Regions from separate parts of the Homo sapiens genome. Here region 2 is linked to region 1. A link is a contact called in ENCODE Hi-C or POLR2A ChIA-PET data. All regions are on one chromosome and are shown on one strand. Each heading gives the region's core, a stretch centred on a gene start or an enhancer-like site at or near the end of the contact. The rest is flanking DNA. Distances are from core to core; before and after follow the strand shown. Region 1 holds the start of VPS13D (vacuolar protein sorting 13 homolog D). Region 2 overlaps VPS13D (vacuolar protein sorting 13 homolog D).

Evidence for each region. A loop is a pair of places that touch in the nucleus more often than their neighbours do. ChIA-PET counts read pairs that join two places held with the same protein, here RNA polymerase II (POLR2A). Pooled maps may share reads with other maps.
Region 2: a loop to region 1 is called in a map with no recorded cell type, with 11 times the contacts of the local background. The contact joins the enhancer-like site here to the promoter of VPS13D in region 1. A Hi-C loop is called at or near these places in 2 of 37 single-sample maps with no recorded cell type and 8 of 50 pooled maps. POLR2A ChIA-PET finds 5 or more read pairs at or near these places in 1 of 52 experiments (GM12878).

Annotation. Positions count from the first base shown.
Region 1 is chr1:12,225,940-12,232,916 of GRCh38, reverse strand. It overlaps VPS13D (vacuolar protein sorting 13 homolog D), which reads right to left and starts at 2,887. Exons shown (of 70, transcript NM_015378.4): 1 at 2,797-2,887. RefSeq lists silencers at 2,828-2,996, 2,533-3,062 and an enhancer at 2,208-3,138.
Region 2 is chr1:12,445,016-12,451,737 of GRCh38, reverse strand. All of the region lies in intron 65 of VPS13D (vacuolar protein sorting 13 homolog D), which reads right to left. Among named protein-coding and RNA genes, the nearest start is that of SNORA59A, 59 kb to the left of the region's middle. Within about 2 kb of position 2,802, at least 17 of the 41 ENCODE cell types and tissues checked have a DNase peak (open chromatin) inside an H3K27ac peak, as active enhancers do.

The DNA of each region.
Region 1 (6,977 bases), core at 1,638-4,137:
GTCTCAAATTTGTTCATGAGGATCACTTATAAAATAATATACATGGGAGAGAGGCGACAGTGCTTTATCACTGTTCTTAAATGTCCTGGAACTGCATTACTGGTACCTGGGCACCAGATGACGCTGATACAATGAACAATCTTAGTCGATTATTACAAACCCCAAACTCCAGAAATCCTCTGGCTCCAGCCACGGTATTTAGATTTTGTAGGTACTACTGCCTGTTATAATAACTGGTGTTTACCAGTATTACCAAAAAAAAAAAAAAAAAAAAAAAAAGACTAATTTTAGTATTACAAAAAGTCAACATGAGGGAAACTGAGACACAAAAGTTTAACTGGGTTCTGAGATTGCTCAACTAGAAGATCCCAGTGGAAACTGTGAGCCTCAAATCTTGTTCTGATCCACCATGTCAGTCATCAGCCACCCTGCCAGGCACTACAGACTTGCCATGGCACGCATCCCACTGGAGCCAGCCTACTTTCAGGATCCTCTCCAAGCACGCTGCCCCACCTCTAGTGATTCATCTTAGTGCCAGAAGATACACCTATCCCAACTGAGAGGCTGCCATCCAACAACTACCTGAAGCACAAGGCCTCCACAAGAATGAATTCAATCTCCTGGAAAAACTGGCTTTTGTTTGTCAACAATATCTTGTACTTCCAGAGAAGATTAACTTTTATTGGTCAACAGTGACAGCAAAAAGAAAAAAACAGCATTTGGTAAAATATTTGACCAATTTCTTTCCAAAGATTTTTTTTTCTGCAAATGGAATATAAAGATATTTTTTAAGGGTAGAGTTACATAAAACTAATTATTAGCTACATTTGTTTAAAGAAGATGTTATAAGAACAATTTTTTAAAAAAAATGCTCAACAGTCTGAATAAAAGAAACATTTCTCTATTGTAACTTTTTTTTCTGGAGACAGAGTGTTGCTCCCTCGCCCAGGCTGGAGTGCAGTGACGGGATCTCGGATCTCGGCTCACTGCAACCGCCATCTCCTGGGTTCAAGCGATTCTCCTACCTCTGCCTCCTGAGTAGCTGGGATTACAGGCACCTGCCACCATCCCCGGCTAAGTTTTGTATTTTTGGTAGAGACAGGGTTTCATCATGTTGGCCAGGCTGGTCTGAAATCCTGACCTTAAGCGATCTGCCCACTTTGGCCTCCCAAAGTGCTGGGATTACAGGCGTGAGCCACCGTGCCCGGCCACTATTATAACTTGAAAGGAGTAAATTTGTGAAAACCAAATGTGAAACTGACTAATCTTACTATGGGGACTCCAAACAAATTTGAGCAAGAAGCCAAGGTCAGAGTACTCTTTATTTTTGTAGTTATTGCCACTAATTTCGGCCCTAAATGCCAACTCTGAGTGCCAATTACCAATTATCTCCAAATCAAGGGAAACAACTGTCAGTTTGTAAACAAGTTCAGGCCCTACCCTACTTGCCCTAAACGGAAAAGAATGCAAAGCACAGATTTTAAAAGCATGAGTGATTAGCATTGTGAGGCAACCTGGTCAGTAACATTGAGGCCCAAACCAGAAAGCACCCATTATTTGCTCTGCTAAGCATCTAGACCGTGCTTGAGGCCACTTCAAGGATTCCCTGAAGGAATTCAGTGTCAGCAAGGGCCGCCAGACTGGCCAGAGTCCCAAAGTGTTTACACTCCGGTCCATCAGGACTTCTAGGCAGCTGCCTGGCACTGGCACTAACCCCCACCTGGGCTCCCCTACCCAGTGGGGCGGGTGACAGTAGGGATCAGTGCTGAGCCCACGGGCGGGCAGACAGCCGGGCATGACCTTGAGCCAGGCCCCTCCCCTGAGGAGCGGCCAGACCGGGAATAGGAAGGACTGGCAACCGGACCTGGGCGTCCCTCCCCGAGGCGGCCAGGGCTGAACGCTGCCGGCGCCAGGGAGCTCCAAAACCGGGGCGGGGACGGCTGTGCGACCGGTGGCCCCACAGGAACGGCACTGCCCGGAAGGCGACGCTCCCACAACCCTCCCGCCCCCAGCTCTCGGAACCCTCAGCCCCCTCCAGGGGACAGAGACCCCACCACCCAAGTAAAACCTGGAGGGAACGGCGCCGGGATCCCATACCTAGGAGGAGTGGCTGGGCCAGGGCGTGACCCTGGGGGGTAAAAGGTAAAGAGAGGTTTTAGGCCTGATGTCTGGCATCCCACACCTAGGAGGAGTGGCTGGGCCAGGGCGTGACCCTGGGGGGCAAAAGGTAAAGAGAGGTTTTAGGCCTGATGTCTCCACGCGAGAGTGTGACCTCGGGTGGCTGATTAAGGGAGGTGGCTAAGGCATTCTAGAGAACTGACACCCCACTCTTCGGCGTAATGTGGGGGGCTCGCACACTGGGGTCCTGCATTGAGACCAAGGCTCAGGCGGACAGGCGCGGACTGACACCCCCCAATTCCAGGGCGCCAGGCTGCTGGGACCCCGGAAAGTGTGCCGGGGTCCAGCGGGGGCTCGGGCTCCCCAGGACACGGACGTCGGGGTTCCCAGAGGTTCAGCCAGCCCCGAGCCTGTGCTTGGGGAGCTCGCGGGGACTCGGACGCAGGGGTCCCCGGAGGTGGCGGGCTTGGGGCCCGGGGGGAGCAGACGCCCAGGGTTACCCCGAGGGGCTCAGACCGAGGCCGGACGACGGGGCCCCCAGGCTCCTAGCATCGCTCTCCCCAGGGTGGGCCCGGGCCCCCATGTCCAGGCGGAGCCCTAGCGGCGGCCCGCGGGTCCGCGCCGGCCCTGCAGTTCCCGACCCTGGCCCCGCCCGGCACGGAGCCGCTCGGCCCCTACCTGTCGGTGTCCCGGGCCGCCCGCCCCAGCCCGGCGCTGCGCGGCGTTTCCTCCCCGCCGCTCCTCAATGGCGCAGGCCCGCGGCGCTCAGGCCGGCCCCGACCCGACCAATCGAGCGGCCGACGCGCCGGTGCCTGGCCAGCCGAGCGCCGAGTTATCGAGGAGGCGCCCCCTGGCGCCGGCGGCCGCTCCTGCAGTGGTGCGGGCCCCTCCAGGGTTCGCGGACACTGGGGCTTATTTTATAGGTGGGGAAATTGAGTCCCAGGGGAGGGCAGGGCCACAAATGACTCTGGTTCAGACAGCATGGGAACCCAGGATTCTTCCCACCTACAACCACCCTGCCTTCCATCCAAGCGAAAGGTGCGATTGGCCGTCCGTCTGGCCCACTCACCCACAGTCCGTTCCCCACTTCGCAGCCACAGGGGCCTGTTAATTCAGACCCTGCCCTTCCCTGCTTAAAACGGCGTCCCCACCGTACTTCAGTTAAAACCCACCTCCTTACAGAGCTGCCACCAAGGTCCCACTGGATCTGGTCCCTTCCCATTTCAGCCACTTTTTCCCCGGCCGACTCTGCCTCAGCATCCTTCAGTTTCTGCCCCAGGAACTGTACCTTTGCCGTTGTCTCTACCTAGGACCCTTCTCCTCAGACCAATAGAAACACAATGCCAGCCACATAGGCAATCCACATTTACTAGCTAGTACATTTTTTTTAAACGAAAAAGAAGAAAATGAACTTCATTTTAATATATTTAATCCAATATGTTCAAAATATGATCATCTCAACATGTCGCCAAAAGAAAAAATTACTAATACAATATGTTAACTTTTTTATAGTAAGTTTTTGAAATTCGGGTATATTTTACATTTACTGCGCATCTCAGTACAAACTAGCCAGAATTCCAGTGCTCAATACCCTCTTGTGGCCAATCCAGAGCTACAGAATAGCTCTGGATATTCGTATAGCTGACTCCCTCTGGCTTCAAATATTCCACTCAGAGAGGACTTGTGCCTATCTACGGTTCCATTATGAGCTGGGCACAGTGGCTCATGCCTGTAATCCCAGCACTTCAGGAGGCTGAGGCGGGCGGATCACTGAAGTCAGGAGTTTGAGACCAGCCTGGCCAACATAGTGAAACCCCATCTCTACTAAAACTACAAAAATTAGCCGGGCGTGGTAGTGCACACCTGTAGTCCCAGCTACTGGGGAAGCTGAGGCAGGAGAATCACTTGAACCCGGGAGGCGGAGGTTGCAGTCAGCCGAGATCACCCCTCTGCACTCCAGACAGAGTGAGACTCCCTCTCAAAAATGAAAATAAAAATAAAGTTCCATTATCCATTACCCTGTTGTATTTTATTCATGGAACCTAATACTCCCTGAGATTATCTTGTTTGTTTATACATATGTTGTTCTTTCCCCAGTACCTTGAAAACAGAGATTTTATCCCTTTCACAGTGTTTCTTCAACACCTAGACATTGCCTAGCACAGAAAAGACTCAATGAGTGTGTATGAATGAACAGCTGAACACTTCCTCCTTGCATTATCACAAGAAGGGCAAGAGGGAGACCTCAGGCTCATATAAATTAGAAGATGCAGGAAGCAGAACGGCAAGGTTACAATCATGTATTTACCATAATAATTACCAACCCTCATGATGCTAAGCTAATGAGGGTGCATGTTGGGCTGACTCACTCCTGAGCAAGACTGGGGTTCCTGTATGGTGGGATCAACCTCTCAGAATCTGGATGCTGGGTCTCCTCTGGGGCTGAGGTTTGGGAGTAAAACCTGGAACTCCACAGACAGAAGGAGGAAGGAAGGCAGTCCTTCAGAGGTGAAGGACCTCGAAGTCCAGATCACCTAGCACAGACAATTGGCTGTACCTGGGAAGCTTGTTAGAAATGCACATGGCCCAGGCCAGGCGCGGTGGCTCATGCCTGTAATCTCAGCACTTTGGGAGGCAGATGTGGGTGGATCACCTGAGGTCAGGAGTTCAGGACCAGCCTGACCAACTTGGCAAAACCCCATCTCTACTAAAAATACAAAAATTAGCCGGGCATGGTCACAGGTGCCTGTAATCCCAGCTACTCTCCTGGCTAAGGCAGGAGAATTGCTTGAACCCAGGAGGCAGAGGTTGCAGTGAGCCGAGATCTCGCCATTGCACTCCAGCCTCGGCAACAGAGCAAGACTCCATCTCAAAAAAAATCCAAAAAAATACTGCACATGGCCTGGCACCGTGGCTCACACCAGTAATCCTAGCACTTTGGGAGGCCAAGGCAGTGGGGGGGATTTTTTGAGGCCAGGAATTCAAGACCAGCCTGTGCAACATAAGGAGACCCCAATCTCTACAAAAAATTATAAATGAAAAAATTAGCTGGGCACGGTGGCACATGCCTGTACTCCCAACTACTGGGAGGAGGATTGCTTGAGCCCATGAGTTCAAGGTTACAGTGAGCAATGATCATGCCTGTGCACTCCAACCTGCGCAACAGAGACCCTGTCTCAAAAATGCAAATTCCTGGGCACCATTGATTCGACCAGTATTACTGAAAGTCTTCGTGCCCCCAGTTTCCTATAAATGTTTAAATATACATTTACCATACAGCAATCCCACTGCTAGATATTAGCCAAGAGAAATTAAAACATATGCCCACACCAAGACTTATACATGAACACTCATAGCAGCTTTATTCATAAAAGCCAGAAACAAAAAAAAACAATCAAAATGTCCATCAACAGGAGAGTGGACAAACAAATTGCAACATAGTCATACAATGGAGCACTACTCACCAACAAAAAGGTGAGTAGGGCTGACGCAGGCACGATCTGGAGGAACCTCAAAAGTATTAGCTATGTGGAAAAAGACCACATACCGTAGTGATTTCATTTCTGTGAAATTCCAGAAAAGACAAAACTGTCAGAGGAACTACAGGCTACAGATGCACTACCACACCCAGCTGATTTGGGGGGTTTTGTTTGTTTGTTTGTTTGTTTGTTTGAGACAATCTTACTCTGTCGCCCAGGCTGGAGTGCAGTGGCACAATCTCGGCTCACTGCAGCCTCTGCCTCCCAGGTTCAAGTGATTCTCATGCCTCAGCCTCCCGAGTAGCTGGGATTCCCGACGTGCACCACCACGCCCGGCTAATTTTTGTATTTTTAGTAGAGATGGGGTTTTGCCATGTTGTCCAGGCTGGTCTTGAACCCCTGAGCTCAAGCATTCCTCCCACCTTGGCCTCCCGAAGTGCTGGGATTACAGGCAGGAGACACTGCTCACAGCTTTTTTCAAAAATTTAATTGACAAATAATTGTATATATTTATGGGCTACAGTGCACTGTTTTGATATCTATTTACAATGTGGAATGATTAATTCACACTAATGAACAAATCCATCAGCTAACATACTTTTTTGGATGAAAACTTTTTTTTTTTTTTTGAGACGGAGTCTCGCTCTTTCGCCCAGGCTGGACTGCAGTGGCGCTGTCTTGGCTCACTGCAAGCTCCGCCTCCCGGGTTCACGCCATTCTCCTGCCTCAGCCTCCCGGGTAGCTGGGACTACAGGCGCCCGCTACCATGCCCGGCTAATTTTTTTTGTATTTTTAGTAGAGACGGGGTTTCACCGTGTTAGCCAGGATGGTCTCGATCTCCTGACCTCGTGATCCGCCCGCCTCAGCCTCCCAAAGTGCTGGGATTACAGGCGTGAGCCACCGCGCCCGGCCAGATGAAAGCATTTAAAACCTACTCTTTTAGCAATTCTGAAATATGCAATGTATTATTTCTTATAGTCACCATTCTGAGCAATAGATCACTATAGCTTCTTTCTCTTGTTTAACTGAAACTTCGTACTCTTTGTTTTGTTTCTTTTTTTTTTTTTTGAGACGGAGTCTCTCTCTGTCACCCAGTTGCCCAGGCTGGAGTGCAGTGGCGCGATCTCAGCTCACTGCAACCTCTGCCTCCCAGGTTCAAGTGATTATCCTGCCTCAGCCTCCCCAGTAGTTGAGATTACAGATATGTACCACCACGCCTGGCAAATTTTTGTACTTTTAGTAGAGACGGTGTTTCATCATGTTGGCCAGGCTGGTCTCAAACTCCTAGCCTCAAGTAATCCACCCACCTCGGCCTCCCAAAGTGCTGGGATGACAGGCGTGACCACCATACCTGGCCCAAACTTTATACTCTTTGGTCAA
Region 2 (6,722 bases), core at 1,553-4,052, 220 kb before region 1:
CCAGCAAAGCGGAAGCTATCTGCAGCAGGGCATAACAGCACCAGGGTGTGCTAGGCTTCTAAACTGGGAAAGCGACTAGCAACTGGAAGGTAATCTGCAGACAATTTGTAACTCTTTGGTTATAATACCTTAACACCAGAAGGAGCATTTGCAGAGACTTAAGTCTGCCTACCTCATTTTGTAGCAATCTCAAGTCCACAAAATACTTAAGGCTTCAAGTGCATGTTGTTCTAGCTAAAATGAAAGGTTCCAAGGAACAAAATGTCCTTCAGAAAATCTAGTGTTACACTCACAAAGACAATGATTTTCCCCTTCCTTTCACTTCAACACATGCCATACTTGTGAATTCTGGCCACAGTCCAAAGTCATTAACTTCTATAAAGCAATATTTTCAGCAAGGGGGTAAAAATCTCAGAAGTACTTCAAGATGCCAGTTCTACTGAATAGCTAACACACACTCTGTCAACACCCTCCTTCCCAAAATAATCTCATTGTCTACACAAATGGAGACACTGCAAATTAGCCTGGGTTTGGGGCCTGGCTCCGAAGGGTTGATTTTCTAAAACTGAAATTCAAGTAGACACTGGAATGGGGCAAGGGAAAAAATTCACACTGTGTTCCTCTGTTCTGTCTGATCAGTTTACCTGACCCTTTTATGATCTTCAGCAAGCATGGGGTGCCAAAGGCATTTGGCCAGTGTAACAGGAGCTGGGGCTTGAATTTCTCTCCCTTCTCTTGGGTTCTTCTTTCACAGTTATTTACCTAATGGAAATTTCCTCTTTAATATCTTTGCCTCACTGAGTAATTGCTGGTGGCAGTATCTTCCTTGTCACCAGGGAAGATGGTAACCAAATACAACAGGAAAAGAGAGAAGTGGCAGGACTCCGTAGTGTGATGGAGAAGTTTTATATTCTTCCAAGTACAGATGCTCCTTGACTTATGATGGGATTACGTCCGGGTAAGCCCATTTTTAAGTTGAAAAGGCTTTAAGTAAAAATGAATTTCATACACCTAACATATCTAAACATGCCCGGAACACTTACATTAGCTGACAGCTGGGCGAAGTCATCTGGCAGCAGGGCCCACTGTAGAGTATTTGTTCCCTCTTCATGATCACGTGGCTAACTAGGAGCTGCGGCTGCCCTAGTGCCCAGCACTGCGACAGAATCGGATCACATGTCACCAGCCCAGGAAGATCAAAACTCAAAATCTGAAGTACAGTTTCTACTGAATGCATATAGCTTTTACGTCATCGTCAAGTCAAAAAATTGTAAGTTAAACCACCACAAGTCAGAGACTATACAAGGTTGTACAGCTGCAAACCTCAGCTACCAGCACAGCTCTAATTCTAATCAGCATTGTCTGCAATAAGCTATGTCTGAACTCATAAATTTGGAAAACCCAACTATCTATTGTGCCTCTAAGTAAGGCTGCCATGAACTTTGTGGGAGTTGCCACGATGTAGTCAAACAAGCAGGAGCAAAGGAATCAAATCTTACCCTGACAGTTACCAAACACGCATGCTGGTGGAAGAGGCTTAATTTCTCTGAACCTCAGTTTATCCATCTGCTAAAATCACATACTTTCTACTGTAAGGGATTGCTCTTTTTTTTTGCTGGCTGAGTCTCAGTCTGTTACCCAGGCTGGAGTGCAGTGGTGCGATCACAGCTCACTGCAACCTCCACCTCCTGGGTTCAAGCGGTTCTCATGCCTCAGCCTCCCGTAGCAGGGATTACAGTTGTGTGCCACCACGCCTGGCTAATTTTTGTATTTTTAGTAGAGACAGGGTCTCACCGTGTTGGCCAGGTTGGTCTTGAACTCCTGGCTTCATGTGATCTGCCTACCTCGGCCCCACGAGGTGCTAGGATTACAGGCATAAGCCACCGAGCCTGGCCTGCAAAGGACTGTTTTGAAGAGTTAAGAGAATAATTAATGCAAAATGTTTGGTGTAGCATTTGGCCAACACTTTTTACAAGTTTCTTAGAAGTAGTATGGGACTTTCAATTTCAGAGTCATTTTCAACTCTGCTGGTATACTACTAGGAAAACCATCTTTGAGTCATGTAAGACCTAAGTCACTTCAAAACGAAAGTCTTCACCACTGACTTCCGTTTCATACTGTCAAAATATCCACAGTTAAAAAGTATTCTGAGTGTGAGTTTTGCCTTGATGTTGAAGAACCCTTTTGTGATACTCATAAACAGAGAAGAGTTAAAGGAAAATGTGACCTGAAAAGCAGTGAATATCTATTGTTGATAAAAGGCAAACCAAACAGCTAGTCCTCACTCAGCCAAATCACGAAAGGGTGGGGAGGCTGGGAAGAGGCATTTAAAAAAAAAAAAAAGGCACGGAACAAGTTGAGGTTTGGCAAGAAGGAAGCATTTCTGGATTCCAGATTTCTATCCACTAGAAGAGGAGTGCTTTTGTCTGTTTTCAGTTCTACTTGGTTATGGATTATGTATAGCCCTTAAGGCAAAGAGAAAAAAAGGGGAGGAATCCAGAAAGGGGACCCTGAATAAAAACAATACAGGCATTTTAAAGTTGGGACTGACATCCTAATTCCAGTAATATGCCTAAGCCAATGACCTTGCTTTTTTTTTTTTCCTGGTCTCTGGAGATCTAAAAGCCCTCCTACCCTAAGATGCACACCATGTTGCTATTTCACGGATAAACACTTATCAGGCAACAGACACTCCTTTTTCAGTTAAGAAACAAAGTTATCTAAAGCCACCCAGAATTATCTCAGCACCCAAGGTTGAAACACATGCAAGGAAGTCAGGCCTCAGGACTGTCCTGCTGTCTTAACTAACCCAAGACACACGCCTGCTGAACTGGCAAGTTTCTCTTGCTATTCTGCAACTCTGACCCAGTTGTGAACTCAGATGCTGTTTCAGATTAATCTGGAAGCTCAGAGTGGTTTGAAGCATTCCCATAATAGGATTTTGCTTTTTCCTTAAAAAGGATTGGTGGAGTATGCTATAAAGTAAAAACCGCAGAAATAAGCAGGATGTACACAGGTAGAATCAAGACAACTGATCTTCAACATAGAGAAGTCGGGGCTTAGTCAAATCCTATTTTCCCTATAGTTTTTCTACATTGATTATAAAGAATTATGAAGGAAGGATGAATCCTGAAGCCCAGCTGTGGATGGAATTGTGTCCTGCCTTTCAGCTCTTCATCAGCTAGGACCCAGTGTAGGACTTTTTGGCAGAAGGGGGGTATGCTTATGTTGAAAATGCCAGACCCCTACTTGTCTGTTGCTGAAACCCCATGAAGCATGCAGAGGGAAGCCTGAAGACAGGTTTCCATACAGTTAGCACTGGCCATGGGGAATATGCCTTCCCACCCCATGAGAGCTCCTGTTTTGCCATTCTAACAAGGTTTTTGCATAAATAGCTTGTGCCTCAGTACTGAACCAGGAGATAGATTATAATGCAGGAAAAAAAATTCCCTCTATGGCGGTCACACCATAAAGCCTGATTTGGCAGATAACTTATTTCAACTCCAAGAAAACACACAGGCTCTCAAAAGCAGAGTCCTGATGCCAACTCTTGTCATTAGTATCAGCTGGGTGAACATGAGCAAAAGACACACTCTCTTTAGAATCAGTGTCTTCATCTACAAAACAGGGAGAACACCACCCATGGAGTTACCCACGGCGACCTTGGTTACGAAAGCACTTGGAAAAAAACACAAATCAAAGGGTTATTACTGGAAATCCTATCCTTTCTTCCAATGAGTGCTCTCCGGTTCCCTCCTCTTTCTCCCCCACTGAATCTTGCATGTCTCATCCTAAACTATGGAAATCACCTCATGCCCATTCTGGAACAAAGGAAAGCATAAATATGTCAATTAAAATCGCAAAATACAGAACTTTAGAAATGAAACCGAACATTCCTCAACAGAAAAGAAGCTCAAGATGATCTCCTTCCTAGTCACAAGACCTCCATTCTTACAAAGTACTTTGTATTTATTTCAAATGAATAAATATATTCACTTTAATGCCAAAGGCTTAGAAGAAAGGAGGCTGATGACATCAGAGAGAATAATCATAGATGCTGGGCACCAGTATAAGCTGAGCTTCTTGTGGCAAAAGTAAAATAGGTTTCAAGGGTTTGGAATAAGTTTTTTGAGGTTTTTAGAAAGAAATCCGTTCCCAACTATTTCTTTAAATAAATTAAGTTTTAGATGAGTGTGTGGCAGAGTAGGTAAGGGCAAACTTCCAAGTACTGAAGACCACAGTGGAACTTCTGGAATCATAAGCATCAGCCAACAACGTTCGTCATGTGCCAGCCACTGTCTTTGGGGCCTCTCATCAATGAAATATTTAACTAGCTTAATCCTCACAACAATCCTGTGAGGTAGTATTATTATGCTCATTTTACAGATAAAGCTGGAAAGACCATGAGCATTTCCAGCAAAAGTCTGCTAAGTATCTATGTGTGATACTGGGTAACCTAGAGAGGTAACCCAACCATGACTTTTGCTATTGTCTTCGTAGAAAAATTCCTTCCTAAATGCCAGTGAAAATTATACAGAGATATCAGGCATATCTCTTTTCTCTCCCAAGTAGCAGAACTGACAAAGGAAGGCAGCTGACAAAAGTATATTAAAAAATTTCTGAAAAATTACATGCAAATATCTGGACAAGGAAGAGGAGTCAGGCTCCAGTGTTCTTTCTTGATCCATATCCGTAACTCAGACACCTGGCCCACTTCCATCACCCAGACCTTTCCGGAGGCCACGTGGCCTAGAATCTACTTCTTTTCCCAAAGCTACTACTCTGACAATCTGAAACAGGTCCCAAAGAAATAGGAGGCTTGGTACATGTCCGTTATGTGGATCACATCACACCACACCAGCTTACATTACTAGTATGTACCATTTATACTAGGAAGAAAGATGGAGGCCAGACTGGGGTGGAGATTGGGACCAGTGATTTCAAGAGGTGCTGCCTATGGAGGAGAGGTCTCCTCTTCCACCCCAGCTTCTTATAGGAGAATGATTTCCTGAAGGACGTAGAACACCAAAGCTAAAACATTTGCTAAGTTAGAGCTGGTCTGGTCAAGCAAACTAACTCCAAAAGAAGCTACTGCTCTGGAAAGGCCTGTTTCATGTACCAGTAATGGACATATATGGAGATACAAATATAGGGGGATATGGAAAGAAAGAGGACTATGGAGAGAAAGAGGACTATAGAGAGAAAGCAGGCAAAACCAACCATGCTCCTAGGGTAAAAAAAGAAGATTTTGAAAGTTCATTTGGTTCAATCTTCATTCCTCTTGATCTTTGCCATTGTTCTTTTTTTTTTTTTTCTTTTTTGAGAGGGAGTCTTGATCTGTCACCCAGGCTGGAGTGCAGTGGCATGATCTTGGCTCACTGCAACCTCAGCCTCCTAGGGTCAAGCAATTCTCCTGCCTCAGCCTCCTGAGTGACTGGGATTACAGGCACGCGACACCATGCCTGGCTAATTTTTGTATTTTTAGTACAGATGGGGTTTCACACCATGCTGGCCAGGCTGGTCTCAAACTCCTGACCTCATGATCCGCCCACCTTGGCCTCCCAAAGTTCTGGGATTACAGGTGTGAGCCACCATGTCCAGCTGATCTTTGCCAGTCTTCTGCTATTCAAAATACCCCTGACCCATCTAAGAGTAATACACCATTCACAGTGGAAACTAAGCTATTGTTTCTAACAACTAACTTTTTATGGTGGTGGGTAGGATAGACCTGCATTTTGGGAAAGCTACACATGCAAAGCTGATACTTCACTTCTAGCAATGTCCAGGGAAGTTATTTATACACAAGTGTCATGTATCTGGGTAAGACCACCAATTGGGAACTGGTCTTTAGCATCTGGGAGAACAAAGAAGTTGAACCTGTCTTTTGCAGAGGAGGTAGAATGGGAATGGGAGGTAGTTCAAATCTAAGGTACTTAAATTAAGTCCTGTCTCATTTCTTTAGAAAACTGGCTTGATCCCAGGCTCAAATGAAAGGTCAAAAGAAGGTTCTTTTAAAAATGAACTCAAATGTTCCCATTTTTTTTCAGATGGGCTAAAATAGGAATAAACTTGCAGCTTAGCTACTTCCCAACAGTTCCTCAGAAACCTCTGGTCTTTGCCTAGGATTTGCCTAGGATGTCCCTTGGATTCCTCAGTGGCCTTTCAGTCGTCATTCCAACCTTTGCTATCTCTCAATCCACAAAGGGTGACCTGGGAAAGGACATTAAAAATTCACACCCATCTACTTCCAGCAGATCTGGTGTCTTGAACCTGAATTAGTCATCTCCAGGTTAACTGATTTCAGGTCTGAAAAGTCCTGGACTATGGAAGAGAACAGAATCCACTTAACTCAACATCTGCCCTTTCCAAAGGTGGCTACACGGCCTATCCTGATGCCTTTTGTTGATTTTAAGAGAAAACCTTCAACGACTAGAAAGATAGGAAAATGAGAGATCTGGTTCAATGTACTTTTTACTTAGAAGAGAACTAATTAACCCTTGTTTATAAAAAAGATTCACCAACTTTCCTGCTTAAGCAGAACGGATTCTTCAGGACTCAGTTTCCTTAAGTCCTCTGTTGTGACTCCAGGGGTTGAAGCTGATTACTTTCTACCTCACACACACTGTCTCTGACCTCATCTTTCTATTGTCTATCCCAAGAAAAAGAATCCTTCCTCTAGACTCTTCCCTTTAAGCATCAGGCTTTGATCCTTTCAAAAATAC